Linked DNA regions of Homo sapiens: region 1 is linked to region 2. The links are chromatin loops, found by intact Hi-C in ENCODE. Cell type or tissue: GM12878. All regions are shown on one strand. Each heading gives the region's core, and the rest is flanking DNA. Links, peaks and the distances in the headings are about the cores only. Region 1 holds the start of LINC02556 (long intergenic non-protein coding RNA 2556). Region 2 has its middle 48 kb from the start of LINC02556.

What was found. A loop is a pair of places that touch in the nucleus more often than their neighbours do. Peaks named below come from ENCODE experiments on the same cell type or tissue, not always from the same donor. Only the 100,000 strongest peaks of a DNase experiment are listed, where the experiment ranks them.
Region 1: it touches region 2 in a loop (2.9-fold over the local background); 69 of 110 quality-filtered maps call a loop at or near these places.

What each region holds. Positions count from the first base shown.
Region 1 is chr22:23,319,486-23,334,840 of GRCh38, reverse strand. LINC02556 (long intergenic non-protein coding RNA 2556) reads right to left here and starts at 8,225. Exons shown (of 2, transcript NR_149133.1): 1 at 8,050-8,225; 2 at 6,348-6,517. It also overlaps the pseudogene RPS10P30. In GM12878, for the core only: no CTCF peak of the experiment used is centred there; a DNase peak (open chromatin) is centred at 9,350.
Region 2 is chr22:23,367,404-23,382,758 of GRCh38, reverse strand. It overlaps the pseudogene CES5AP1. Among named protein-coding and RNA genes, the nearest start is that of LINC02556, 48 kb to the right of the region's middle. RefSeq lists an enhancer at 14,936-15,355. In GM12878, for the core only: a CTCF peak has its summit at 6,266 (motif pointing right); a DNase peak (open chromatin) is centred at 6,328.

The DNA of each region.
Region 1 (15,355 bases), core at 5,022-13,021, 50 kb after region 2:
ATTCTAAAACAGAAATGCAAAGGACCTAGGACTGGTAATTGTTGAAGGTAGGTGATAAATACATCACTTGGTATTTCATTACATTTTTCTCTCTACTTTGTAAATGTTTGAAATTTTCCATAGTGAAAATGTTTGAATAAAAACTGAGATTTTCCAGGAACACATATAAATACAAAATATCCTTCCTTTAAATTTTTCATTACATTACAAAAATGGTTTCCTCTTTCACACTACCTTAAGTCTAACTCCCTGGCTTGGTTTCCCAGGCCCTATAACCAGTCCTCTCTGCTTCCTGTTCCTCTATGACAGGGGTCAACAAACCACAATCCAGGGCTAAATCTGACCCATCACTTGTTTTTTTTCGGCCCAAAAACTAAGAATGTTTTGAACTTTTAAATGGTTGGGGAAAAAAAATCAAAAGACTATTTTGGGCTGGACACTGGCTCATGCCTGCAATCCCAACACTTTCAGTGGCCGAAGAGGGTGGATAGCATGAGCCCAGAAGTTCAGGAGTTCAAGACCAGCCTGGCCAACATGGTGAAACACCGCCTCTACAAAAAATACAAAAATTAGTGGGGCGTGGTGGCGTGTGTCTGTAGTCCCAGCTACCTGGAAGGCTGAGGTGGGAGGATCACTTGAGCCTGGGAAGTCAGGGCTGCAATAAGCTATGATCAGGCTGCTGCCCTCCAGCCTGAGCAACAGAGTGACACTGTCTCAAAAAAAAAGAAAGAAAAAAAGAAAATGTTATTGAAACATAGTCACATTCATTCACATCTGTAGTGGCTGTGGTTACTTTTGCACTACAATGATGGAGTTGATTAGATGCAACAGAGACCTTAAGGTCTTCAATGACTAAAACATTTACTGTCTGGCCCTTTACAGACAGTCTGTCAATCCCTAATTTATTATATGCCTTCTTCTCCCTCAGCTAACTAATTGCCTCACCCCAGGAATGTTCATTACTACCTCTTCTTTGTTCAAGCCCCAGCTACTCCTCAAAACCCAAAATTCCCTTCTTCCCCTTTCCCAAATCCTAACCATATCAGCAGTTTGTGTGGAAGTAGGTAAGCAAAACACCATTCGTTATTGTGTAAAGCAAGGCATTGGAGATGCGGTCCCTACATGTACAAGGGGAGGCTGATTACCCCCCGATTCATTTCCAATTTCTCAAAGCAGGTTGGCAGGCTAGCACCTAGGAAGGAGAGAGCGAGCAGATGATGCAGACAGAGCACTGAGAAACTCCTCAGTAACTCATGAGAGTTCATGTGTCAGGCCCCTTGTCTGCTATGTCATCCTTTAGACATCAATTCAAGACAGCAAAATTCAAAAAAGAAATGAGGAAGAAAAAGGTGATGAGGGGCAGAAGGAAAAGAGAAGAGAACTTGTCACTTCACAATGTAGAGACAGTCACAAACTGTGGTGAATGAAAAACTATTCCATTCACCTGGGCATGGTGGCTCACACCTGTAATCCCAGCACTTTGGGAGGCTGAGGCAGGGAGATAACTTGAGGTCAGAAGTTCAAGACCAGCCTGACCAACATGGTGAAACCCCGTCTCTACTAAAAATACAAAAAATTAGCCAGGCGTGGTGGCACACGCCTGTAATCTCAGCTACTTGGAAGGCTGAGGCATGAAAATCACTTGAAACCAGGAGGCGGAGGTTGCACTGAGCCGAGATCGTGCCACAGCCTGGACGACAGGGTAAGATCCAAAAAAAAAAAAAATTAAAAAAAAAAAAAGAAAAGAAAACTGTAGAGACTCTAGCAAGAAAAGAGGTAGTCCTCCATTACTGGGAGGCCCAAGCAGAACAGCCTATGAAGGAGGGGGCATAGCAGAGCTTTACCTTGAACACCTCAACTCATCAGGTGTCCTGATTTCTTGAGTTAGCACACAAAATGAAGTGGCAAAATCTGCTGGCTTAACACTCAGAGATTACTATCTTCCTTGCGTGCCATTTGGAAACAAATAGTTTTGTTTGCTTGCTTGTTTTCAAACGGGGTCTCACTCTGTCACCCAGGTTGGAGTGCAGTGGTGCAATCACAACTCATTGCAGCCTCAATCTCCTAGACTCAAGGGATCCTCCCACCTCAGCCTCCTGAGTAGCTGGGATCACAGGCGAGTGCCACCATGCCTAATTTTTTTTTTTATTATTTTTAGTACAGATGAGGCCTCACTATGTTGCCCAGGATGGTCTTGAACTCCTGGGCTCAAGCAATCCTCCCTCCTTGGCCTCCCAAAGTGCTGGGATTACAGGTGTGAGCCACTACACCCAGCTTGGAAACAAAAAAATGAATCTCTGTAACTGAAGTCCCAAATAGGAAACCCTGAGCTTTTGAGGATACATAATTTTTTCATCTCCTCCAATTTAAAGTGGCAAATGAGGACGGGCATGGTGGCTCTCACCTGTAATCCCAGCACTTTGGGAGGCCAAGGTCAGGAGTTTGAAACCAGCCTGGTCAACATGGTGAAACCCCCATCTCTACCAAAAATATAAAAATTAGCTGGGTGTGGTGGTGCTTGCCTGTGATCCCAGCTACTCAGGAGGCTGAGGCAGGTGAATCACTTGAACCTAGGAGGCAGAGCTGCAGTGAGCCAAGATCGTGCCACTGAACTCCAGCCTGGGCAACAGAGTGAGACTCCATCTCAAAAAATAAATAAATAAAGTCGCAAATGAGAGAGGAAGCAGATTTTGGAAGTGCGTAGATGCCTCAAAGGTCAGCATTTGATCTTACTGCCTATGAGTTCCCAGTAAAAGCAGAACATGTGAAAGGACTCTGAGGCACAAAAATACAGTTGGATAGTCCTGGGCAGGCAATAGGAAAGTTGAGTAAATGTGTGTCTAAAATGTGCATTTCTAGGCTGGGCACAGTGGCTTACACATATAATCCTAGCACTTTAGGAGACCGAGGCAGGAGAATCACTCAAGCCCAGGAGTGTGAGATCAGCTTAGGCAACATAGTGAGACGCTGTCTCTACAAAAATAAAAATTAGCTGTGGTGATGAGTACCTGTAGTCCCAACTACTCAGGATGCTGAGGCAGGAAAATCACTTGAGCCCAGGAGGTGGAGGCTGCAGTGAGCTGTGATTGCACCATTGTTGCCCTCCAGCCTGGGCAACAGAGCAAGACCTGTTTCTAAAATAATAATAATAATAATAATAATAATAATAATTAATAATAATAATAAAATGTACATTTCTAACTTCATTTCAAAGTTAAGGCCAGGTGCAGTGGCTCATGCCTGTAATCCCAGCATTTGGGAGGCCGAGGGAAGAGGATCACTTGAGCCTGGGAATTCGAGACCAGCCTGTGCAAAATAGTGAGACTCTGTCTCTAAATAAAAATAAAATAAAAAGTAAACAAAGTCAAATTTTTTAAAAAAATCAGAACAAAAGCTGGGCACAGTGGCTCACGCCTATAATCCTAGCACTTTGGGAGGCTGAGGCAGGTGGATCATGAGGTCAGGTATGCAAGACCAGCCCGGCCAAGATGATGAAACCCCGTCTCTACTAAAAATACAAAAAATTAGCCAGACGTGGTGGCATGCGCCTATAATCCCAGCTGCTCCAGAGGCTGAGGTGGGTGGATCATGAGGTCAGGAGTGCAAGACCAGCCTGGCCAAGATGGTGAAACCCCGTCTCTACTAAAAATACAAAAAATTAGCCAGATGTGGTGGCATGCGCCTATAATCCCAGCTACTCCAGAGGCTGAGGCAGACAATTGCTTAAACCTGGATGGGCGGAGGTTGCAGTGAGCCCTGATCATGCCACTGCACTCCAGCCTGGGTGACAGAGTGAGACTCCGTCTCAAAAAACAAACAAAAAAAAAAACAAAACCCCCCCCCCAAAAAAACATCAGAAGAGAAACGTTGAACTGCATACTTCCAGGCCCAACAGAGTAGAGGTCAGCACAGGCGCAACCAGGTTGCATATCTACATACAATCTGCCCTGGCAGGAAGGACATCCTTTTCTTCCAGGCTTAACCACTCTAGGTGACCCAGATTATTTTAAATTATAGCGTCAACAATTTAAAGCAGCTTTTACTGTAAGGCACAATCTCAATAATTAATAGGGCAATATAATAAATACATAAAAGCTCAGGGAGAAAACAAGACTCTTGAATGGGCCTGGAAGTTTTGCCACGTCCCCCAAAGTACTCTCGGTTGCATCCTTCGGAACCTTTCAACACATACACATATACCTCCCTCATCCTTTTGTGAAGAGTGTCTATTAATTACTAGATTAAGAGGATTTGGATAAAATTTATAAACGTACAAACTTTGCTACCAAGGACTGACACATTTACTTTTCTAGCTCATCAGTTTATGTCCTAGAAAAACTCCAGAGCCACATTAACCAGCTGTTTCCTATTTTACATTTTACGATGGTGTTTCCACTTTCACCTGCAAAGTGACTAATAGTAATACCTATTACAGTAATTTAAGTAACACCATTTAGAGTAATTTCATCTTTAGTACTGTATTTATACTACTAAGAAAGCCGCCAACGATTCAAGCTGCACTCACTGGTGAAACCTTATGCTATATATGTAATTAATTTATTTCCTAAATTCTTACCTCCCTCCACCCCCTCCATTGGAAAATAAACTCTAAGAATGCTAAAGTTTTTGTGTGTTTTTCTTCAACGCTTAGAGCAGTGCCTGGCACCTAACAGTCAATATCTGCTAACTTTGATGAATGAATGGTATATTTATATTATGCAATATTACTATGCAGCCATGAAACACAATGAGTTAGAGTGGTACCAGCTAATTTAATGGAATTTCCAGAAGTATGAAATTAAGAAAACAAGAAGAAAAGTGTCAAAAATATCATCCCACTTTTTTTTTCTTCCCTGAAACGGAGTCTTGCTCTGACACCCAGGCTACAGTATAGTGCTGCCATCATGGCTCACTGCAACCTCAAACTTCTGGGCTCAGGGAATCCTTCTGCCTCAGCCTCCCATGTAGCTGGGACTACAGGTGTGTGCCACAACGCCCAGCTAATTTATTTTAAATTATTTTTTGTAGAGACAGGGTCTCCCTATGTTGCCCAGGCTGGTCTCAAACTACTAGGCTCAAGTGATCCTCCCACCTCAGCTTCCTGAAGTGTTGGGATTACAGGTGTGAGCCACTGTGCCCAGCCTAATCCCACTTTTTAAAAAGTATACCCCCAAATCCATACACTGGTGAGGAAGTGGAGAACGTGGAATCCTCATACACAGAATTTAAAATGGTACAGCTCTGGAGAACATTATAGCAGTTTCTCAAAATGTTTAACATAGCTACTACATGACCCAGCAATTCAACTCCCAGATATACACCTGAGAGAACTGAAAGGATATGTCCACACAAAAATTTGCAGAGGAACTTGTACACACTTGTTCACAGTAGCATTATTCATAATAGCCCAAAGTGGCAAAAACGCAAATGTTCATCAACTGATGGACAAATAAAGCATGAACAACTGATGGACAAATAAAGTATATCATTCAGCATATAAGAAATGAAGTGCTAATACATGCTACAACAGGGATAGACCTTGATAACATTTTGCTAAATGAAAAAAGCCAAACAAAAGGTCACATGTTGTATGATTCCATTTACATAAAAATACCTAGACTAGGCAAATCCATAGAGACACAAAGATCAGTGACTGCCCAGAGCCAGAGGGAGTGGTGAATGTGAAATGACTACTAATGAGTACAGACTTCTTTCTGAGGTATTGAACATGTTATGGAATCAGATGGTGGTGATCAATGCATAACTTTGTGAATATACCAAAAACCACATGAAAGGTACACTTTAAAAGCCTGAATTTTAAGGTATGTGAATTATATCTCCATAAACCTGTGATTTTGTTAATATACGCTTATTTGCAAATGAATACATGGATAATGAGGAATAATATGAAAGGTTAATGACAACCTTGGTGATAGGGTACAGGAGACTGGGAGAGGAAGATAAGTGTTGAGGTAGAAGAAGACAAAAAAATAAAAGACTAAAACAATAATCCAGGGCCAGAGGCCATGAGTTGGGAGATGGAGCAAGATGATGTGTACAAAGAAATGAGCATAAATCATAAAAATGAGGGAACTAGGGTTGAAAACTCCAGCAAGTAGTTTGTAATGGGGGAGACGAAGCAAACCTAAGTAACTGCAATGATTCAACGGAATTTGCAGAAAATGCAGAAGGGCGAGAAAAACAATGAAAAAATGGATCAGAAGATTTAAAATTGGCTCTACCCCACCAAAGTTTTAAAAAGCAAGCAAGAAGAAAATTCAGTTGCTCCTGGGCAAGAATTCTTGGTCCCAGTGGGATAGAACCAAACAATGATAAGGAGACACCAGTGTTTTGTAAGCAAGATAATATATTAAGGAGAGAAAAGGGGCATTTATCGGGAGAAGAGGTCTCACTGTGATTGTTCTGGAATAAAGTAGCCCCATCGGACTGCCTCAGGAACTCATGGTGGAAGAGGTGCCACTGGAAAATGGCTTAGTCGGGATCTTCCCCAAGAACACTAGAAGAGAGAGAGGAAGAATAGAATAGCTTTAAATTTTAGCAGATATTTCTTTTTCTTGTTTAATTAAAATAAATCTTATTGACCTAATATTTTTGAGACTGGGCTCTTGCAATGCTGCCCAAGCTGAACTCAAACTCCTAGGCTCAAGAGATTCTCCCACTTCAGCCTCCTGAAAAGCTGGCACTACAGGTGCACACCACTGGGCCCAGCATAATGGCTATTTCTTGACAAATCTTGACAATGCCACCAGTATGTTTTTCTTTAGAGACAGAGTCTCGCTTTGTAGCCCAGGCTGGAGAACAGTGGTGTGATCCTGGCTCACTGCAGCCTCAAACACCTGGACTCAGGAGATCCCCCTGCCTCAGCCTCTCGAGTAGCAGAGACTACAGTTGTGCACCACCACACCTGGTGAATTTTATTTTATTTTATTTTATTATACTTTAAGTTCTAGGGTACATACACCTGGCTAATTATAAAATGTTTATCTGTACAGACAGGGTCTCGTTATGTTGCCCAGGCTGGTCTCGAACTCTCAGCCTCAAGCAATCCTCTCCTCTTCACCTTCCAAAGCCCTGAAATATGCCCATATCCAGCCTGCCACCAGTTTCTTTGCATACTTCTTTCCTAGGATTGACCAATACCTTTACTTTCTTCTGTGTACAGCTCAGCATTAAAAAAAAAAAAAAAAAGTTTAGGCTGGGCACAATGGGTCATGCCTGTAATCCCAACACTTAGGGTGGCCAAGGTGGGAGGTTTGCTTGAACCCAGGAGGTCCACACCAGCCTAGGCAAGATGGCAAGACCACGTCTCTCAAAAACAATTTTTGTAAAATTAGCCAGGTGTGCTGGTGCGGGCCTGCAGTCTCAGCTAGTGAGAAGACTAAGGCAAGAGGAACCCTTGAACCCAGGAGTTCAAGGCTACGGTGAGCTGTGATCACCTCTCCAGCCTGGGTGATAGGGTGAGACCCAGTCTCTGAAAACAATTAAAAATAAAAAAAGTTGAATAATGAGTCTTCTTCTTAGAGGCAATGTATTTTTCCTCTTTAACTTTTTGTTTTCCTTAGGCTATATGCACAATAGACAAAGTTGAAATTTAATCTTAATCTCGTAAACCCTTACTGTCCAAACACATCAAACTCAAAAAAAAAAAAAAAAAGACAAAAACAAAAAAGGTGAAAGGTGTACAAGAGAAAAAAGGGAAGTAATCTGTGCCAAATGTACATTCCTTCCACAATTTGGGACAAAAATGATGCCTACCTGGTCTCTGGGTGCCAAAATAAGACATTAGAGACACTCCCCTCCTTCAAGAAATAAAATTGGAATCAGACACTAAGATACAATTAAACAGACTTTGAAAGTTGGTACGCACTACTGGGAGGTGTCTCACAGCTGGCAGGGTCAACTGCAACTAGAAGAAAAGCTCCTAAGGGCAGAAACTAAGTGGCTCACTTCCTCTGTAACACTGCCGTGCCCAGCACTGTACCAGCACCCCAGCAGAGTCAACAACTTTCCGTCAAGCCACACACTTACGGTCTCATCGTCCAGTGGAGGCCGCAGACGAGACATAGTGTGCCAAATCCCAAATGCACAGGGTGCCAGACAAGTCTGCGGGAGGCAGGAGGACTAGGGAAGCCTTCCAGGAAAGGTGATGCCTGAGCTGAGTTGTTTTTCTTTTGAGTTTGGAACATTAATTTAATCAGAGGAAAACAAGGGACATGGAAAGGGCAAGGAAATAAGAAAATGAGCTGAGTTTTGAAGGCAATGATCAGATGAAGTGAGAGAAGAATATTCCAGCAGAGGGAGACAAGGAGACTGCAGAGATTTCAAGGGGCCAAGAGCTGTTCGGTGCAGCTCAGTGAAGCACCTAAACAGAGGTGGGGGAAGGAGAACAGGGGTCAAAGCCCAGTATTGAAGTGTTCTGGATACCAAGCTAAGGAGACCTTATTACGAAGGTACTGGGGTTGCTGAAGGGTTTAAATGGGAGAGTGATTGTGAACAGATTAATAGTTTGGAAAGATACAGGCAGAAGTAAACCTCTGGATTTAACCAAAAAATAAAGGACAGAACCACAATGAAGATGTTGGAAAAGATCAGGAAAAACACTGTTAAAAGATATTCACTCTCGGGGCCGGGCGCTGTGGCTCACGCCTTAAATCCCGGCACTTTGGTAGGCCGAGGCGGGCTGATCACGAGGTCAGGAGATCGAGACCATCCTGGCTAACACGGTCAAACCCCGTCTCTACTAAAAATACAAAAAATTAGCAGGGTGTGGTGGCGGGCGCCTGTAGTCCCAACTACTCCAGAGGCTGAGGCAGGAGAATGGCGTGAACCCGGTAGGCGGAGCTTGCGGTGAGCCGAGATCAGGCCACTGGAATCCAGCCTGGGCGACAGAGGGAGACTCCATCTCAAAAACAAACAAACAAAAAGAAGATATTCACTCTCTTATTTACGGATTTTCTTTATGGAGTTACCAAATTATCCTTTGAAAATTGAGAATTCAGAAGTGGCTGAGAGCAGTCAGTCACTCTTCAGAATGTAAAAACTACTATTCTGAAGTAGATATTACATTATTAATTTCCTTTCAAGATGCTTTAAAAATGAGCCTTTTGATACACCGCAGGTTTTTAAAGAGTATGTCACAATAACTAAATCTTACTTGAAATTAACAGAAGAAGAGCACTATAAATTTTAAAGGCTTCACAGACACAGGGATCATCTGTTATGTTCACTTTGGAACAGATCATAATTGTCCCTCCTCCTCAACATACCCAAAATACGTTGTTTAAGGCTACTTTCTTAATGGTCATGTTATTTCACAGCAAAAGACTGGGGTCACAATGATATCTGAGCTGACAGAAAACCCCATGGGGGTTTTTACCTCGCAGCTAGTCTATTCAGTACTAACAATTCCAACCACCAGAAGGAATTTCCCTGCCTAGGCTTATTTTGTTGGCACAACACAAAAAAATCTCCTGGGGCCGAGTGAGGGGGTTTGTGCCTGTAATCCCAGCACTTTGGGGGTTGAGGCGGGCGGATCATCTGAGGTCGGGAGTTCCAGACCATCCTGACCAACATGGAGAAACACTGTCTCTACTAAAAATACAGAATTAGCCAGGAGTGGTGGCACATGCCTGTAATCCAGCTACCTGGGAGGCTGAGGCAGGAGAATCGCTTGAACCTGGGAGGCAGAGGTTGCGGTGAGCCGAGATCATGCCATTAGACTCCAGCCTGGGCAACAAGAGCGAAACTCTGTCTCAAAATAAAATATCTCCTGACATTTTATATCTAATAAGAAAAGATCTATTTAACAATGATCAGAATAGGAACATCTTTAATACCAGGCAAACTTAAAAGCTTTCTCAGTGGATTTCTCAGTAGACTGTGACAAATGACCTCAAAATAAACTCATATTTACTCTTAAGAAATAATTTGTATTTGAATCTTCTTAACAACAAAAGCCCCAGGAACTTTTTCCTGAACTCCCAAACAATAGCAGCAAAACGAGATTCTCGGCTCTCTTTATTTTTACAAATCACAATAAGATAACTAACCTTGTATTTGCTATTATTTACATTTACTGTATATCACCATTTACTATCACCATCATTTCATAAAAGATGCTTTATTTTAACACCAAGAAAGCAGGACTTTTTTTTTTTTTTTTTAGAAAGGATAGTCCTTTAATCGAACAAATTTAATTGTATAAAAGACTCCCAATATTGTCCTTTTTTTTTCTTATTTCTGTTCCCTTACTGAGCTGAGCAGTTTGCATAATACCACACACAAGTTAGTCATGTGATTTAAATATGTATATGATAGTAATTTTGATACTATCACTTAAGTCATTCGAAATATCAGATGCACTGTGTGTCAAGTCAGTTATAGAGAACCACTGCTTCAGAGAAATCACATCTGAGGAGGAAACACTGCAGATACACCCCCTAAAAGTTCACCTTTGAAACAGAAATTTTGATACAAACTTCACTTTAACTACAACTGTAATTGTAATTATTACAGTTATTCTCCACTCACTAGATACTGTACTTGACACTCACGTTATTTGGTTGGCTACCAACGTGCACCTGTGATAAAGCTTTCCTATGGCACAACATTCACTTTCTTACTGAAAATGTCAAGAAAACCCCTACACACCTGCAACCATTAGGAAGCATTCTCCAGCTATCAAAAAAGTCACTGAATCGGCTAAGCGACTCTGTGTGGTATACACTAAATCAAAGGGGAAAAGGTGTTTTTTTGGAGGAAAAAAATACTGGATCAGCCATTTATTCATAGAAACAATTTTACCCACAACAATACTTCTCCTTTCACTATATACCCTTCTATATTGGTTTGGTTATTGTATAACATACATGTATATTGTTATGGCTGGGGATTTTTTTTTCTTTTTTGAGACGGAGTCTCATTCTGTCGCCCAGGCTGGAGTGCAGTGGCAAGACCTCAGTTCACTGCACCCTCCGCCTCCTAAGTGATTCTCCTGCCTTGGCCTCCCGAGCCTCTGGGATCACAAGCGTGTGCCACCATGCCTGGCTAATTTTTATATTTTTTGTAGAGACCGGGTTTCACCATGTTGTTATTGAACTCCTGACCTCAGGTGATCTGCCCTTCTCGGCCTCCCAAACTACTGAGATTACAGGCGGGAGCCACTGAGCTCGACCTTGTTATGTCTGGTTTTTGTTTTGTTTTTTTGAGATGGAGTCTTGCTCTGTCACCCAGGATGGAGTACAGTGGCACGATCTTGGCTCACTGCAACCTCTGCCTCCCGGGTTCAAGCAATTCTCCTGCCTCACCCACCTCAGTAGCTGGGATTACAGGCACGCGCCAATATGCCCAGCTAATTTTTGTATTTTTAGTAGAGACAGGATTTTACCATGTCGGTCAGGCTGGTCTCAAACTCCTGACTTCAGGTGATCCACCCACCCTGGCCTCCCAAAGTGCCAGGATTACAGGCATGAGCCACCGCGCCCAGCCTAGTTTTTAATTACTAAGAAAAAATTACTATAGTCCTTTTGGTATCACCTACATTGCCAAAGCTGCAGTCCCCCTCCACTCCCGGAAGCCACCAGAAATGACTGCTGTTGTCTGCAAAGCCCACAACTCTGATTTCATCTCAAGATATGTCCTACTGGGTGACTGCAAATGTCATTCTTTAAAGGCTTGTATCTGTTACAAGCTTGGGAAATATTATCAATGGCTTAAGAGGCTCTTTTGACAAAAGAAAACACTGTTCCCTGTAACCCCAGCTAGTCAGGAGGCTGAGGCAGGAGAATCGCTTGAACCCAGGGGGCGGAGGTTGCAGTGAGACGAGATCATGGCCCTGCACTCCAGCCTGGGCGACAGAGTGAGACTCGTCTCAAAAAAAAAAAAAAAAAAAGGAAGAATGTGCCCAACCTTCATGTCATGAAGGCCATGCAGTCTTTCAAGTCCCGAGGCTACTACATGAAGGAACAGTTTGCCTGGAGTCATGTCTGCTGGTACCTTACCAATGAGGATATCCAGTATCTCCGTGATTACCTTCATCTGCCCCTGGAGATTGTGCCTGCCACCCTACGCCGCAGCCGTCCATGGACTGGCAGGCCTCAGTCTAAAGGTCTGGAGGGTGAGCGACCTGCAAGACTCAACGAGAGGGGAAGCCGACAGAGATACCTACAGAGGGAATGCTATGCCCCCTGGTGCCAACAAGAAAGCCGAGGCTGCGGCTGGGTCAGCAACCGAATTCCAGTTTAGAGGCAGATTTGGTCGTGGACGCCGTCAGCCACCTCAGTAAAATTGGAGAAGATTATTTTGCATTGAATAAACTTACAGCCAAAAAGACTTAAAAAAAAAGAAAAAAATTATATTATGTCGCAAATGAACCCGTTGCAATGATCATACAGGTTTTTTCCTTTGATAGTTTGTACTACTTTAATAGTTTTTTCTTTTATTACATCATCTTAGTTTCCTAGGAAAACCCCAACTTGGTCATGATACATGTTTAATCCATTGCTGGATTATTTGCTAATATTTTATTTAGCATTTTTGCATATATGTCCATAAGAAGTTAGTCTATACTTTTGCCTGCTTGTACTATTTATGTCTGGTTTGGTTTTAAGCTTATATTAAATTCACAATGAGTTGGGGAGAATTCCATTTGCTTCTTTTTCTGTAAGGTTATGTAGGCCGGGGTCGTGTGTGGTGGCTTATGTCTGTAATCCCAGCACTTTGGGAGGCCAAGGCGGGCGAATCACGAGGACAGGGGTCGAGACCACCCTGGCTAACACGGTGAAACCCCGTCTCTACTGAAAATACAAAAAATTAGCCAGGTGTGGTGGCGGGCGCCTGTAGTCTCAGCTACTCGGGAGGCTGAGGCAGCAGAATGGCCTGAACTCGGGAGGCGGAGCTTGCAGTGAGCCGAGATCGCGCCACTGCACTCCAGCCTGGACGACAGAGCGAGACTCCGTCTCAAAAAAAAAAAAAAAAATTATGTAGGCCGCGCACTGTGGGTCGTGCTTGTAATCCTAGCACATTGGGAGGCCGAGGCAGGTGGATTACCTGAGGTCAGGTGTCCGAGAACACCCTGGCTAACATGGTGAAACCCCGTCTCTACTAAAAATACAAAAGATTAGCCAGGCACACCTGTAATCCTAGCTACTGTGGAGGCTGAGGGAGGAGAACCGCTTGAACCTGGGAGGCGGAGTTTGCGGTGAGCAGAGATCATGCCACTGCACTCCAGTCTGGGCTACAGAGCGAGACTTCCTCTCAAAAATAAATAAATAAATAAATTATTTTAAAAAAATTCTGTAGAAGATAAAGACTTTCTGTTCTTCTTAATGTTTGCTGAACTTATCTATAAAATCATCTGGGCCAGGTGCTTTTCTTTGGTTTTGTTTTTTGTGAGATTTTTGACTGGATGGGATACAGATTTTAAAATAAACATTCAATTCCTTTAATGGTTCTAGATCTAGACAAGGTTTTCTGTTTCTTCCTACTTCGTTTTTATGAAGTTATATTTTTCTTTTGAGCCGGAGTTTCTCTGTTGTCCAGGCTAGACTGCAGTCACCCCATCTTGGCTCACTGCAACCTCCGCCTCCCAGGTTCAAGTGATTCTCCCGCCTCAGGCTCCCGAGTAGCTGGGACTACAGGCAAACGTCAAAACGCCCGGCTAATTTTTGTATTTTTAGTAGAGATGGAGTTTTGCCATATTGGTCAGGCTGGTCTCGAACTCCTGACCTCAGGTGATCGACCTGTCTTAGCCTCCCAAAGTGCTAGGATTACAGGTGTACATTTATTTATTTGAGATGGAATCTTGCTCTGTATTTATTAATTTATTTATTTGAGATGGAGTCTTGCTCCATCGCCCAGGCTAGAGTGCAGTGGTGTAATCTTGGCTCACTGCACCCTCTGCCTTCCAGGTTCAAGCGATTCTCCTGCCTCAGTGTCCCAAGTAGCTGGGATTACAGGTGCCTGCCACCACAGCTGGCTAATTTTTGTATTTTTAGTAGAGACAGTGTTTCACCATCTTGGCCAGGCTCGTCTCGGGCTCCTGACCTCATGAACCACCTGCCTCAGCCTCCCAAAGTGTTGGGATTACAGGCCTAAGGCACATGCTCGGCCGTATTTATTTATTTAATTATTTAGAGACAAAGTCTTGCTCTGTCACCCAGGCTGGAGTGCAGTGGCGCCATCTCAGCTCACTGCAGCCTCCGCCTCCGAGGTTTAAGCGATTCTCATGCCTCAGCCTCCTGAGTAACTGGGACTACAGGTACTCACCACCACGCAGGGATATTTTTTTCTGTTTTTTTGTAGAGACACGGTTTCACCATGTTGGCCAGGCTGGTCTCGAACTCCTGACCTTAGGTGATCTGACAGCCTCGTCCTCTCAAAGTACTGGGATTACAGGCATGAGCCACTGCGCCCGGCCTCTCACTACGTTTAAGTGATGCCATGGCTCATGCCTGTAATCCTAGCACTTTGGGAGGCCAAGGCAGGTGGATCACCTGAGGTCAGGAGTTCGACACGAGCCTGGCCAACATGAGGAAACCCCGTCTCTAGTAAAAATACAAAAATTAGTCAGGCGTGGTGGTACAAGCCTGTAGGCCCAGCTACTTGGAAGGCTGAGGCAGGAGAATCACTTTAACCGGGAGGCAGAGGTTGCAGTGAGCCAATATCATTCCACTGCACTCCAGCTTGGGTGACAGAGTGAGACACCGTCTCAAAAAAAAAAGAAAAAAAGAAAGAAAAAAATGTGATGCCGGGGCATCTCAGCCTCAATACCTGCATGAGCACAGTCATGTCCAGGCCAGGGCTGCTGGTCGAGGTCTGGCCCCATCTCTTCTAGAAGAAAGGGAGTAAGCTTGCAGGGAGGCTGGGGGACAAGATCCCAGGATCTCAGCCTCCGCTCATGGATCAGCTCTGAGACCCTGACTGAGCTGGGGGTGCTCTGTGTGCACTGGTTTCCCCAGCTGTCAAGTAAAGGGATTGGATGAGGAAGTCTTGTCAAGGTGGAATGATCTCAGATTTGGGGCAGCAGTGAATGATCCCGCTCCCTGGGCCCATGCCAGTGGCCTGGCCTCGGCTGAACACAGCCCCAACACTCTGGAATGGGGATGAGGGGGAAGTCAGCTCTTGCTCTTAGTAAGAGAGATGCAATAGGGCTCTGTGGCTGAGCTGGGTGCCTTGCCTCACACCTGTAATCCCAACCTTTGAGAGGCTGAGGCGGGAGGATTGCTTGAGGCTGGGAATTTTGAGAATAGCCTGGACAACATAGCCAGACCCCATGTCTACAAAATAATAAGAAAACACACAGCTATAGTCCAAGCTACTTGGCAGGCTGAGGCAG
Region 2 (15,355 bases), core at 2,744-10,743:
TCTGAGGTGTATTTCCAAGATGGGATTTTCCTCCCTGGGAGAGGCGGCACATTCCACACTAATTATAATGGCAGCTCCTCGACATTCATCACCCATAGTGGGGGGGACACCTGTCTGGGGCACAGGGGCAGGGTGTCCCTGGGGTAACCTCCAGGTCTCCTAATCTCAGCAGACTCTGGGGGGCTGGTTCTAGGAGATGCGCCCTCACGCAGTGCAGGGCCAGGGGAGGGGGAGGCGGGAGCCCCCAGGAAATGAACAAACTCTAGCTGGGCTGCGCCAGGGAGGAGGCTGGAAGGAGGCCCCAGGCTGAGGGTAGGACCCGGCTAGTGCTTGCCCAGGGACCCACAGGCCCCTTGCTGAGCAGACTCCAGCGAGGGGCCTGGCCCATCTTGTTGCAAGAGGCTGGAGTCCTGGGCTGAGCTGGGCAGTTGACCTTGGATCTGACTGTCTCCCCTGAAATTCCTTTTACCCCAACTCAGGCTCCTGCAGTCCCGCACAGCGCCCAGCCAGGATGGGCAGGAGGAAGCCCTTCCTCCGACGGGCCCTCACCGCACCCTGCCTGAGGGGCCTTGAGCCCCAGGGCTCTTGTCTCAGCACTTGGCCGTGGAGATTCGGGAACTATGGGAGTTTGGGGGATCTCGGTGGCTGAGGGCTGTGCTCATGAAGGACTCCTTGAGTTTGGAAGATGAGGCTCACCTTCTGCACAGCCAATAGGTCATTGTCATGGGAACACTGACCACCAGCACCAACCTCCATCCCCCGCCGGGGGCACGTGCCTTTATCACCCATTTCCTAGGTGAGTACAGGGGCTCAAAAAGGGGCAGGGTTCCTGAGGTCACACAGCAGGTGAGCAACAGAGCCAGTGAGGGCCTGGGGGTGTCCTGCCAGGGGCTGAGGTGTGCCCACATGCAAGAATCCAGGGGTCCGTGGGCCAGGGCCCTGCCAAGAGTTGGGGGCTGAGGGAGGGAAGGGGGCATTGCCAACCCTGCAGCCCCTGCCGTGGGGGGTAGAAGAGAGATGCCCCTCTGGGGGCCCGAGGGCAGGGTGGGCCCATGCCGTTCCCTCCCACCTGCCACAGGTGAACCTGACAGGAGTGGGGATGGAGCCTGGCATCCCAAGGGAACCTCCTGGAGTAATCACTCCACATGCTTGCAGTAAATATTGGGCCCTTCTTCCCCTCCCAGTAAATGAACTTATTTACTTTTAACTAAGATTAAATGTTCTCTGTGAGTTCAAGATACTGACTGCCCTGTCAGGCTCAGTCCACGCTCTGCTCTTCCTGCCTCTGGGGGCCACCCCCAGGCAGGGAGGGACCAGGCAGCCCTGGGGAAGCAGAGAAGTTGTTTCTCCAGGAAACTCCAGGAGGAGAATCCATTTACATCATCACCACTGTCACCATGAGCACGGCCATAACCACCATCATGGCCAGCTCCACCAGCACCCCATCACCACCAGCACCGGCATCATCACCACCACCACCACCACCACCACCATCACTACCAGCACCATCACCTCCACCACAATCAACACCATCACTGTAACCACAACTTCCATCACCACCACCATTACCCTCACCATCCCCACCATCACCATCACCATCAGTACCACCACATAACCTCTATTTTGACCACCACCATCACCACCACCACCACCATCACCATGATCACCAGCATCACCACCACCACCATCACCATGACTACCATCATCACCACCACAGCCTCCATCACCTCCACCATCACCACCCCCATCACCGCTTCCACACCACCACCGCCAGTAACACCACCTCCATCACTACCTCCATCGCCACCACCATCACCATCACTATCACCATCACTACCTCCATCACCATCACCACACCTCCGTCACTATGGTCGCTGTGACTGAGCCCATCCTCACTACTGTCATCAGCACTGTCATAGTACCATGCTGACAAGCCCACAGTGGGTTTGAGGGCTGCCATTGCTTGGGACTAGTTCCTCAGGCACAGGAGGCTCCACGCTGGTCTGATTGCATTGGAGGGGTTGCCTGACAAAGGTCTTTATGGGGTGCGCATTGTAGAGTGGGGAGGGGGAGGTTAGGGCAGGTCTGGAGGACTTCATGCCATGGGCATTCTCCCTGGCCCCCTTCTGTCTCAGCAGCACCCCACGCTTCTTGACTGAGCTGGAGCAGAGGAAGCAGGCAAGGGTGGGAGGAGGGGCAGGGGCAGGAGGAGGGACAGGGGCAGCCACAACCATGTCCACCTAGGCTGGAGCACAGCCCCTGAGCCTCCCTAAAGTGAGGGGCCACCCAGAGGAGGCACCTAACCATTCTCTCCTCCAGACTCCACCCAGTGCTTGGATAGCCAGCGGGGTAGCTTGGGGTTGGGGCTGGGCACTCAGCCAAAGGGGCCTGAGAGCATGCCGTGTGCAGAGCCTGCTCCCATGAGGTGGTGAGAGCCTGCTGCACCGGTCTCCTGCCCCGAGCCTTGGCTTGCTCATCTATGAACGGGTGACATGGTGCCTGCTGCACAGCAGGCCACAAGAGCAGAGCGACAGGACACAGTGAGGGGCGGTAAGTTGCTGCCTGGTAAGAGAGCTGTGGGCTGGCCTCAAGGGGTAGCCTGTGTCCTCTCACTGAGAATAGTGGGAAGCGAGCTGCGAGCTTGGGCCCACAGTGGTGGTCTTAGGCTGCCGTGGTCACATAATGCCACCTCCCAGTGCCTGCGGCACCACCCCTGGGCTCCGCAGCCCCAGCCAGCCGTCCATGTGGCCCATCCTGTCCTCTCCAGGCCTGTCTGTGTGCACCCAGTGGAGGGTCTCCTGTCTCCTGTGGCTCCCTGAGGCTGCTGGTCACAGGGCTGATGAGGACACTGGAGACCGCTGCGGGGCTAGGCAGGGGCCCTGTGGGAGTGCAGCAGCCTGGAATCTGCAGCTGGGGCTGACCTAGCACAGCAGGCCACTGGTGCCACCTCTCACGTGGCAGGCGCTTTGCAGCCTCCCACTGCAATCCCAGCAGGCCTCGGTGCCAGGGCGGCCCCATCCTGGGGGCCATTGAGGACCTGCATAGGCCACAGGGCTCACGAGCATGGGCACACCAGGGCCCGGTGGGAGCAGCTGGAGGGAGGGTTCAGTCACCCAGGCCTGCCCAGAGCTCTGCCCAGGGCCCAGGATGAACTGATGGGGGCAGCCTGCAGGCGGTGCCAGCGAGAGTGGGCGGTCCCCACAACAGGGGGGCCCTAGCCAGCCTCACCCAGAGCAGGGAGGGCATGTGTGGAGATGCAGGAAACCTCTCCCATGTCCAGGAAATATTATTAACAAAAATTTTAAATCTTGGTGACATTCCCGATGGCCAGATAATTAATATAACAGCAGATAATAATTAATTATTAATAACTGCACTGAATAGTTTTCAAAGTAATTGTGATAAAGAGAATGTTAAATGAAAACTCATCAAAGTTGCTGATGCCCTGCACAGTGAGGGCACCTTGGTGCTGGGGGTGGCCACATCGACTGGGCCGAGACTGGCCCCCCCGGGCCCACTGTGTCCTGGTGCCACGTATTAGGGGTTGTTACCCATACTTGGAGTGTGAGGACCCCCCCACAACACACACGGGGTGAGGACCCTGCACGCACATGCAAAGGCAGGGGTGTTTCTTAGTACTGGGCCAGGTGGGCAGAGTCTGTGTCTCTTCCTGCCTCACTGGGATTGTGGATGGCCATGGGGTTGGCTCAAGAGTCTGCCCTGTGCCTGCAGGTGTTCTGGATATCTGGGCTAGTGGGTGGGGGTATTATCTGCCCCATGAGCCAGTCTCTGGTTCTTCTATTGCCCCAGACCCTCCAGGCCTTGGGTGAACCCCCTCCACCATCCAACTTGACCTGCCATGTTCCTGGGATCTAGCCCAGGACTACTTCATCCAGCAATTCTCACTAAAGTGTGAGTGGCTGCTCGGCACTACCGTAATCCTTGCCGCCTCATGTGTTTATTGGTGTGAAGCCTTCAGCTGCAGAGGGATGAAGAGGGTGGTCCCAGGCAGAGCAGGCCTGCTCCCTCCACCCTCAGGCTACTGACTCTGCAGCTCTGGACAGTGGCTGGGAGCTGCCAGGAGCCCAAGTAGGAGCAGGACCTGGGGATCTCCTCCCCACACATAAGCCGGTTTCTCTGATCCTGGTTCCTTGCCCTGTCTGGCCTGCCTTCCAACTGACACCACCATGTGGCTCCCTCACCTCATTGAGCAGGACTGTTGCGGTAAACTGAGGAACGGAGAGACCAGTATGAGAAACAGGAGGATTGTTTATTTTAGGTATGCGCCGGCTCAGTGGATTCATATCCAAGAAGCTGAGCATTAAACAAAGAGAGAGCGGGGGTTTTTATGAGCGGACTTACAATAAATAAAAGCAGTTACTCACGTGATAGGTCACATAATCTATAGCATAGCATAACTTGTGGCCTTGTAGCTGCATTGAAAGAAAAACAAGAACTGGCTAAATACAGACATTTATAAAACATAATCATGCATTTGGACCCATTCCACAGATGGAGAAGATGAAGCACAGGAATGGCATAAATGACTTCCTCCATGTTGTACATGCAGTAGGTGCTAGATTCTGGCACCAAAGCCAGTGCTTTGTCCTCTTCCCCTTTCCTCAGTGGCTTTCCTCTCTTTACCTGCCCCAAAGGCTGTAATCTCTAACATGACCCTAAGAAAGAGAATGGAACGGATTTCTTATTAAATATATAAATAGAGATAATGCCATCCGAATAACGTTTTATGTTCCCTGGTCCCAGTTTTTCTAATCAATAAAGTTTTTAACTCTTCCCTCCTTTTTTTTTTTTTTTTTTTTGATGCAGAGTCTCATCCTGTCACCCAGGCTGGAGTGCAGTGGTGCAACCTCAGCTCACTGCAACCTTCGCCACCCGGGCTCAAGTGATTCTTGTGCCTCAGCTTCCCAAGTAGCTGGGATAACAGATGCCTGCCACCATGCCCGGCAATTTTTTGTTTAGTAGAGACAGGGTTTCACCATATTGGCCCAGGGTGGTCTTGAATTCCTGAGGCTCAAGCAATCCACCCGCCTCAGACTCCCGAAGTGCTGGGATTACAGGCGTGAGCCACCGCTCCTGACCCTTCTTTCTCTTCCTTCTTCATCTTTCATCCTTTCTCCTCCTTCCCCTTCTCCCTTCCTCCTCCTCTTTCTTCTCCTCCTCCTCTTTTTCTCCACTTCTCCTCCCCTCACCCCCTCCATTCCCCTTTTCTCCCCTCTCCTCCCCTCCCTCTGAAGGTAGAGAGCTTTCCTCTGAAACACCTTGAGCTGTTTTTGCTTTTAGACATGGCTTACAACGGTTTCCATCTTCCTGTGGGTCACAGGTTCACTGATATTTAGTGAACAATTTCTGAGCACTTTGAAACTTGAAATATGCTAATGCTCACTGTTCTATGAGCTTTAGATATAGAATTTTGTTTAAACCTCATAAAACTTCGTGAGTGAGATAGTTTCCTTCTTCACATTTACAGATGGGAAAAATGAGCCTTAGGTTAAGTAAACTGCCCAAGGTCACACAGCTAGTCAGTGGCAGAGCTGGGAATCAAACCCAGGCACTCAGGTGCCAGAGCCTACATGCTTCACCCTGGGCCTTCAAAAGATGAAACATCACACCCTGCTTAGCAAGTGGGACATTTATATTTCATCTGAAGAACGTGTGCCCCAAACTGCATGGGGAGGGGAGGTGGTGCCTGGTGGGCTGATGGGACATTCCTGTCTCCTCCTCAGGTTTTGTTGTGGTTCCCAGGCGGTGCCTTCGAGACTGGCTCAGCCTCCATCTTCGATGGGTCCTCCCTGGCTGCCTATGAGGACATGCTGGTTGTGATCGTCCAGTACCGGCTGGGAATATTTGGCTTCTTCACGTGAGTCTCTTCAAATGATCGACATCCCAGATCCCCAAGGGGCAGCAGTGCAGTAGCCATAGACAGTGCCCAGCAACCTAAGAAGGAGTGAGCCTTCCAGGACATTGAACAAAACTGGCCCTAGTTCCTTAGGTAATTTTTGCTGCCGTAGCAGATAAATCCCCAAATTTTGGTGGCTTAACACAATAAAAATCTTTTTCTCACTTGAGTAAAGTTTAATTGAGCATCCCTGATCAGCAGATATTCTTCCCCATGGTCAGCCAGGGATCTGGCTCTTTACATCTTGAGCTCTGATGTGGATTCTCTAGGGCCCCGGATCTTCTGCATTTGGCAGGTGGGCGGAGAAAGCATGGAGGACCATGCAAGGGAGAGTCTCCTGGCCCAGCCTGCAGGTGGCACTCGTCACTTCTGTTCACTCACCATTGGCAGAACTCAGTCACATGGCCACATCCAGCTGCAAGCGAGCTGGGGCAATGTAGCCCCACTGCATGCCCTGGAAGACAGGACACTGTTTGTGTGAGCAGTTGGTAGCGTCTACCTGAGCCTCACCCCAAGGCTTCTCGAATGCTCACCTGAGAATCATCACTCCATCACAGTGGCTTCCCTCCTCCAATCATGCCTAACATGTATTGGGTTATCAATGAACCAGGCATGCATTATTTCAACTCATCCTCAAAATAATCCTTCAAGGAAGATTCTCTGTTGTTATCTTCATTTCACAGCTGGAAAATGGAGGCCCAGAGAGGCCAAGCAACTTCCCAGGGGTCACAAAACAGAGCTAGGTCTCTTGACCACTTCTATTATCCTGCCTAAAACATGGCAGGAGAAGTCCTGACCAGGGACCAATGTAAGCAAAGAGAAGTGAGAGGTGGGGCCAGGATTATGCTTGGGGGTCACTGTCACATACTATGGGAAAATCAGCAATGATTCAAAATATGAATCCTGCCCTACAGAGGCTCCTGACTATGGGGGACATAATGCAGGGACAAAAATTTCCACATTACCAAGAAGGACATGGTTAATTCTCCAAGAATGAGAGGCCATGGGGCTGCGGAAACAGAGGAATGAGTTGCAAGGGATTGGGGAGGCTTCGGAAGAGGGGTGGCATTGGAGTTGCACCTGAAGGATGTGGTTGGGTTTGAGGAGAAGGGGTTGAGAGAACGTGTGCTCGGCAAAGGGTGCTACCTGTGCAAAGGTTAGGAAGTTGGAAGGGAGGTAGCAACACATGAGGATGAAGCAATACTTTTGCAAACTGCACTGGGCCTGTAGGCCTGGAATGTGGCTCTGGGAGTGCTGTGCAGGCAGGACAGGCTGACGGGGTGCCCTGACCCGAGCAATTACACTTCTAGCTGCTCTATACATTAGGATTCTGCGTAAGATTCCTTTGATAGGAACGTTTTCAACAATTGTTTATCATATCTGGTTTGAGCATAGGTAGATGAAGCTACAGCAGGAGATGGATGCAGAAAGGCAAGGACAGGCCTGACAGGGAAAGACCTTGAATGCCAGGCCGTAAATGGAGTTTGGGCTTTATCCAATACAGATTGAGGGACCAGGAGTACCTTTCTCAGAGTAGTGTACCAGGAACCTCCAGAGCAGAACGGAGGCTGAGCCAGGGGTGCCCAGCTGCAGATACGGACCCCCAATGGGAGGCACCGTCTTGATGCGGGCCACGGGGTGGTTGAACCACAAAAGCAATAGCTAACATGTATATAACAGGTGTATATGACATGCTTATTGTCTGCCTGGCACCGTCAATCTTCACAACCATGTGGAGTGGGCACTATCCCCATTTTAGACATGAGAACCATTGAAGCACAGCAGGTTAAGTGACTTGCCCAAGGTCACCCAGATGATAAGTGGCCAGGCTGTGAATCCTGTGCTCGAGGCTGAGATAGTAACCACTAAGGTATAATGCTTCTCAGGATAAACAGATGGAGAAATGGGGACCAGGGTGGGAGCCACAGAAGAATGGAGGTAAAATTGGCAGGGCTTGACTCTTGACCAGATGCAGGGGACTGGGAGAGAGAAGGTGGAGGCAGAGCCAGCTCAGTGGTCATGGATAGAGGAGGGAACCCAGGGGAAGGAGCAGTCTGGGGAACTGGGGAATGGAGTGGAGTAGAATGTGCCCCAGGATGACTTGCACTGATGGTGTGCACTGCGTGCATGCTTTCGGTCTAGACATTTCTTTGGTTCTGTGGGATTTCCAGTTGTTTCATTTGTTCTCCCATTAATTCCATCCCAGGAAACATGCAATTGTGCAGGAGCAGCAGCATGGGGGCGTGGGATCCCAAATCTGCAGCTTTCTAGCTCTTGAGCCAGGGGGTTTAACCTCTCAGTGCCTGAATTAAAGAGTTTATGTATCCATTCATCATCCTGACAGCATGCTCACAGGTTTAGTGGAAGGGAGTTGGCATGAGCTGCTGCTGTGGAGAAAAGCAGCCTCTGCCCAAACACTTCCCAGCAGAGAGGGAGCACGGGGTGGTGGGATAAACATCCCAGTCTCTCTCTAGCCCACCCTCACAGCACACAGCTGAGGCCTGGGTGATGACATTCCTAGAGGTCAGCTTTTGGGGGACAGGGCAGAGAAGGGTGGAGAGGACCCAGAGAAGCAAAGGGAGAAAACCCAGCACCATCTACCTCATAGGTGTGAGGGTTGTAGGAGTATTAGCCTTAAAGCCCTTAGAACAGTGTCCGGTACCTGCTGCACCTGCTATTATTGTTATTATGATTATTATTAATTTAGTTTCATGGAAAATTCTGTGCTCAGAAAACCCTTGCTTTCTAGTACAGACCAACTCTCAGGAAAGGATTCATGGATTCCAGACCAGCCTGGGCAACACAGGATTCACGCACTGGGATTCATGGATTCTGAGGAGCCTATGAATACTTGAAATTGCACCTACAGTATTGTATGTGCGTTCTTCTCGGGTGCATAGCTTTCATCAAATTCTCAAATCCAAATCCCAGCAAAGTGTGAGAACTGAGCCCGGTTTCCCCAGCTCCTCCAGACCTCTGACTCTCAGTCCCCTCCCCACTGACATCTGCCCACAGCCTCTGCTGAGAACTTCCAGGGCTGTGGGAAACACGCCATGGCCAACTGAGAATTCTCACCCTGCCTCTTGTCCTCAGCACATGGGATCAGCACGCTCCCGGGAACTGGGCCTTCAAGGACCAGGTGGCTGCTCTATCCTGGGTCCAGAAGAACATCGAGTTCTTCGGTGGGGACCCCAGCTCTGTGACCATCTTTGGTGAGTCCGTGGGAGCCATAAGTGTTTCCAGCCTTGTAAGTTCTCTGCTTTGTGATTTGAATGAATCTCAGTGTGGGAGGTCCAAAAATGATGATGAGGAGTCACTAACATTTGATTGGTGCCTTCATGCACAACAGACACTTTAAGGCACATTGTCTTCTTCAAGCCTCACAAACACATCATGAGTTAGGAGCTCAGTCTGATTTCATGGACAAGATAGCCGTCACTGGGAAACTTTAAATAAATCACCCAAGATCACATAGTGAGTAATAATTTGAGGAAAACTCCTTTATATTTGTAGAGGAGAAACCCTAGTATTCAATTACCAGAGCGGTAATTACTTGTTTAATAGAAAACTCAGCTAAAGCATGAAATATCAAAAGATGCATATAAATATTAAATTTTAATTTTATTTTAACTTAATTTAAACCATAAAATGTACATTCCCTCACCAACAGTTTGATACAGGGCCTTATGTTTGCAGAGCTGGTCTGCTGACTGGAGTTCCAACATGGATTATCTTGCATAAACCACTGCAAATGTTGCTGTCCTCAAATTGCAGTTTCAGTTTCTTTACGGTGGGCACAAACTTAAAGATGCCTGAGCACATTTTGGAGTTTTATACTTTTCCTGCAAATATTCTACTTATTTCTTGCCCACACATAATTTGACAGCCATATATATATTATATATATATAAAATATCTAGTATATACACACACACATAGTGTATATACACTGCTATATATGGTATATATACTATATATAGTAGTGTATATACACTATACACTATATATACACTATATATACTATATATGTGTGTATATATACTAGATATTTATATATCTATATATACTAGATATTTATATATATTAGATATATATATAGCTGTCAAATTATGTGTGGACAAGAAATAAGTAGTATACAGTATATATATAGTATATATACATACACACGTATATAGTGTATATAGTGTATAGTGTATATACACTACTATATATAGTATATATAGTATATAGTATATATATACCATATATATTATATATATAATATCTAGTATATACACACACATAGTGTATATACACTACTATATATATAGTATATATACTATATATAGTAGTGTATATACACTATACACTATATACACTGTGTATATATACTAGATATTTATATATCTATATATACTAGATATTTATATATGTACTAGATATTTATATATATACTAGATAATATTTATATATATATAGCTGTCAAATTATGTGTGGACAAGAAATAAGTAGAATATATACATATATAGTGCATATAAGAATATATACATATATAGTGCATATATGCACTATATATACTGTGTATATACACACATGCACATATATTTATATACATATATATACATACACAGACATATAAGGCTTTTTTTGTTTGTTTTGAGACGGAGTTTCACTCTTGTTGCCCAGGCTGGAGTGCAGTGGTGCAATCTAGGCTCACCCCAACTTCTGCCTCCCAGGTTCAAGCTTTTCTCCTGCCTCAGCCTCCCGAGTAGCTGGGATTACAGGCATGTGCCACCATGCCCGACTAATTTTGTATTTTTAGTAGAGATGGGTTTTCTCCATGTTGGTCAGGCTGGTCTCGAACTGCCGACCTCAAGTGATCTGCCCGCCCTGGCCTCCCAAAGTGCTGGGATTACAGGCGTGAGCCACCGCGCCCAGCGACAGCAATATATTTTTTTGAGACAAGGTCTCACTCTGTTGCCCAGACTGGCATGCAGTGGGGTGATCATAGTTCATTGCAACCTGAACTCCTGGGCACAAGTAATCATCATGCCTCAGCCTCACAAGAAGCATGTGCCACCATGCCCAGCTAATTTTTATTTATTTATTCATTTTTTTAGAGATGGGGTCTAGCTATATTGCCCAGGATGGTCTTGAACTTCTGGGCTCAAGTGATCCTTTTGCTTTGGCTTCCAAAAGTGCTGGGATTATAGGCGTGAGCCACTATGCCTGGCCCGAGAGCAATATTTTTTAGCCATCCTTTATCAAGAATTTTTTTCCAGACATAATTTGATTTTCTTTTACACATACAGTTCATTTGTTCTCATGATATTTCATTGATTATGTAATTACAATAACAAGTGCAGTTGACAAAACAGGTTTGGAAGCAAACACACCTGATTCTTGGCAAGAAACTGATGAGAAGAGAAATGGACAGAGGTGCTAGAAAATGGTCCATTGGCTCAGTGTGGTCACCATTTCCTTGGCATCAGTTGGCAGGTTAATTGCAGAAATCAGTGACATGGTGTTAAGAGAGCTTCTGCTGACTAGCACTTAACAATATATGTGGTCTTTTTACATCTTCAAAATTACCTTCTAAAGTGGATTATATTAACCTAACTTTTCATATATTATAACAGCCATTATTTCATGAACGAAATTTGACCAGACCACCTGTGAAGACTTCTATGTTTGTCACTGCCCCTGCTCCTCCAATAATTTTGTGATACGGGCTCAATTTTTACTCCAGTTTTACAGGGGAGTGAACTGATACTTAGAAATATTAAGTAACTTGGCTGGGCGCAGCGGCTCACGCCTGTAATCCCAGCACTTTGGGAGGCCAAGGCGGGCGGATCACGAGATCAGGAGATTGAGACTATCCTGGCTAACACGGTGAAACCGTGTCTCTACTAAAAATACAAAAATTAGCTGGGCATGGTGGTGCGTGCCTGTAATCCTAGCTACTCCAGAGACTGAGGCAGGAGAATCACTTGAACCTGGGAGTTGGAGGTTGCAGTGAGCCGAGATCACGCCACTGCACTCCAGCCTGGCCACAGAGTGAGATTTCATCTCAAAAAAAAAAAAAGAAAAAAAAAAAGAAATATTAAGCAACTTGTCCGAGGTTACACAGCTAGGAAGTGAAGGAGCTAGAAATCACATGCCTGAACATTTGACATCAAAGTTCATGAAGAACCAGGGCTCAGAGAGGTTAAGTAACTTGCCCAAACCTTCACAGCTAGTCCTTTAACCCCCGCCAAAAAGGGTTTTTTTTCCCCTCTAAGTTTAGAGCTTTTATGGAGGCTTCCTGGGAAGGTTTCTTTGAAGAGGGATGAATGGTATTTGTGATCGGTGGGGAGTCCTCTGCGTAACCTTTCCTGGATCTTCTGTGTTCTCTCTCCAGATTCTGTCTCCCATGGCCGAAGGCTTATTCCACAAAGCCGTCATGGAGAGTGGGGTGGCCATCATCCTTTACCTGAAGGCCCATGATTATGAGAAGAGTGAGGACGTACGAATACTGTTAACACCTTGCTAGCTTCCTCTCCTCAGTTAGGGGAGAATGTGTTCAGGCACCTTCTCACCATGTGCCATCTATCCCACGATATTTGTCATCTGTCTCTTAATTATCTACTACAGAGTGAGGCCCTAGAGACCAGGATCTCTCTGTCCTTCAGGCCCCCAGCATAATAAGTGGTATATATCAGGCAGCTATAAATGTTCTGGATGAATGAGCTAATGAATGAGCTGTTTCATTCAATGCATATTAATTAAGCACTGGGCTGTGGAGCCATCTCTTGAGTATTAATGATTTTAGTGGTAAATTTTCTTAAACATTTTATAGAAAGTAACAGTATATAACCAAGAGCAGAAACATAGAGTTATGAAATTGTAAAAAAAAATACCCTCAATACGTGGAAACATTGATTTTGGTAACATTCTCCATAAAGCTGCTTTCAGTTTGGGCATATGTTTATTCATTTGACACATCACTGAATGCCCACTATTTTCCCTGCTCTGTTAGAACTTTGGGATTTATCAGTGGAGAAAGCATATCCAAACCTGAGGGCAATATAATCTTTTTATCACCTATCCATGGATAGGATTAAATCCTGGAATCCATGGATGGTTTGGGAAGTGGTCCCACAATTGTACCAGACTCCACATGCCTGCACATTTTCCCAGGGAGGGGGTTTGTAACTTTGATTGGATTCTCACAGTATCCACGACTCCCAGAAGGTTAAGAGCCACCACTTTCAGGGAGTGAGTTCTACAAATATGGAAGGTTCAGTGACAAGGAAAGCAGGTGTTCAGCAATGGGCCAGGCATGGAAGGTGGGGAACATCGAGCTTATAGGAGATTGGATGAGGAAGGCGTTTCTGGGGGCTGCAGTGCCCTGAAAGGACATTGTGGAGAGCAGGACTTGGGCTTTAAAGAATGAGAAGGATTGGTATACAGGCAGGAAAAAAGACAGGTAGGACATTCCAGGCTGTGAGTGGGCCTGGGGCTTGGGCAGGGCTGACAAGCTGAGAATCTGATCTGGAGCCCTGCCTCTACTGACACTGAAGGAGCTTGCAAAGCTGTTCCTCGCTCTTGGTGTTTCTGTCTTCATTTAGCACCTCAAGGTTGGGCTTCTAGACTCTGGAGGAGCCAAGTACCAATGCAGCCAAGTTCACAGGACTGATCTCTTTGTGACCAGGAATCTTGATTCCATTCCATATCCACAGACTGACAAACACCCATCCCCAGCTGTGGTGTTTTCTAAAGATGACAAGGCGAGCCAGGCAAGAGAGTGAGGGTGAGGCAGTGGCAACCTGTCTGCCACGTGCACCTTCCTTTATAGGGGCATGGGGCTAGGCAGGGGTAGCAGGATGGACTTATATATGGAGGACAAGCCTGTGGCTGATAGGAGGGCATTTTCCAGGTTTCATTTTCCTAGATGCTTTCAAAATCATGCTCTGACCTGGTCTTTCTCTGAAAATAGCTGCAGGTAGTTGCACAATTCTGTGGGTACAATGCATCAGACTCTGAGGCCCCACTGAGGTGCCTGAGGACAAAATCCTCCAAGGAGCTGCTGACCCTCAGCCAGGTGAGGACAGAGGGGGCAGTTTTGGGGACAGGGTTGCCCTTTGAATAGAGAGGTGAACAAATCCTACCCTTTTGTTATTTATTTGGATTTGGAACATGGAAAAGAGGAGGACTGGGGATACTTGGTAACAGCTGTAAAAAAAATAAGTAGGGGTATAGAACCCTTGTAGGTAATTTAAGAACATTGTTGGGGCAGGGGTGCAACTTAGCCTGGAGAAGATTCAGCAAAGTACAAGGCTTGTCTCTAAGTCCCTGAAGGCATCTCACTGGAGAGAGGGACCACACTTGTTATGCATGCTTCCAGAAGCTGAAGTCAAGATCACAAGCTAGAAGTTCTATTCAGAAGTCATTTTAGTTTTGTGTAACTGAAAACTTTTCAAGACCTCAGTTGTCTGGAAAAGGACTGGGCTCCTTTAGAAGGTGGTGAGATGCCCACCTCTCCAGGTATTCAAGCAAAATATAGCTGACCACTGACAGACTTTCAATCAGTGACAGTTAATTGAACCGGGTGATCTTTTATGTCCCTTCCAACCTTGAGAGCCTTTGATGACAGTCTTTGAATGAACAAGATCATTATCTTTCAGATTTCAACATTTGCTAGTTAGGTGCTGTGTACTGAATGTCCACTCTGAGCCATGCTAGCCTCAGTGAAATGGATAAGTCCTGGACCTGACGTTGTATTGAACTCTTCCATGTGCTCCTTTCTACCCAAATCCCAAAACAGAAACCTGAAGAAACCGTGATTAGAGCTGAGTGTTGCTTTCTGAGACCCCAGAAATATCCAGGCATTTCCCAGGCACTGTGTCTCAGGGAGACATCTGAGAAAGGTGTTCACACCAACCCCTACAGTCCTAGCTACTCCATCTACCACCATTTTTCCCTTTGTATTTGGCCAGTGGTTCTCAAACTTGAACATGCATCAGGATCACCTGGAGGACTGGTTATGTTGTATCCAGGTGAGTTAAGGGAACGCCACACTTTGAGAAGAATTAAGAGTCCTTTATTAAGCCGGCGGCCAGAGAGACAGCTAATGCTCAAAATTCTCTCTGCCACGAGGAAGGGGCTCAATTAACTTTTATACCTAGGTTTAGGAAGGGGAGGGGGACTCAAATGTAATAATTCTACAGAAGTAAAAACATGCAAGAATCAAAAGAAGCAAAATGGTTACAGAGTGATAAACAAAAGACAAATAGTTACAAGAAGAGCAACGGTATCAGGTGCAAGGTTCTAAATCTTTCATTATAATTAGATATAGAGTCTATGCAGGGCATGAACTCAAGGTTTTATGTTGTTATCTCTTGGAGAGAAATCCTGGGAACTTCATACATTGTTGGTGCTAGTACCTTATCAGTTAATTGGGCTCCTTTGAAATGCTGA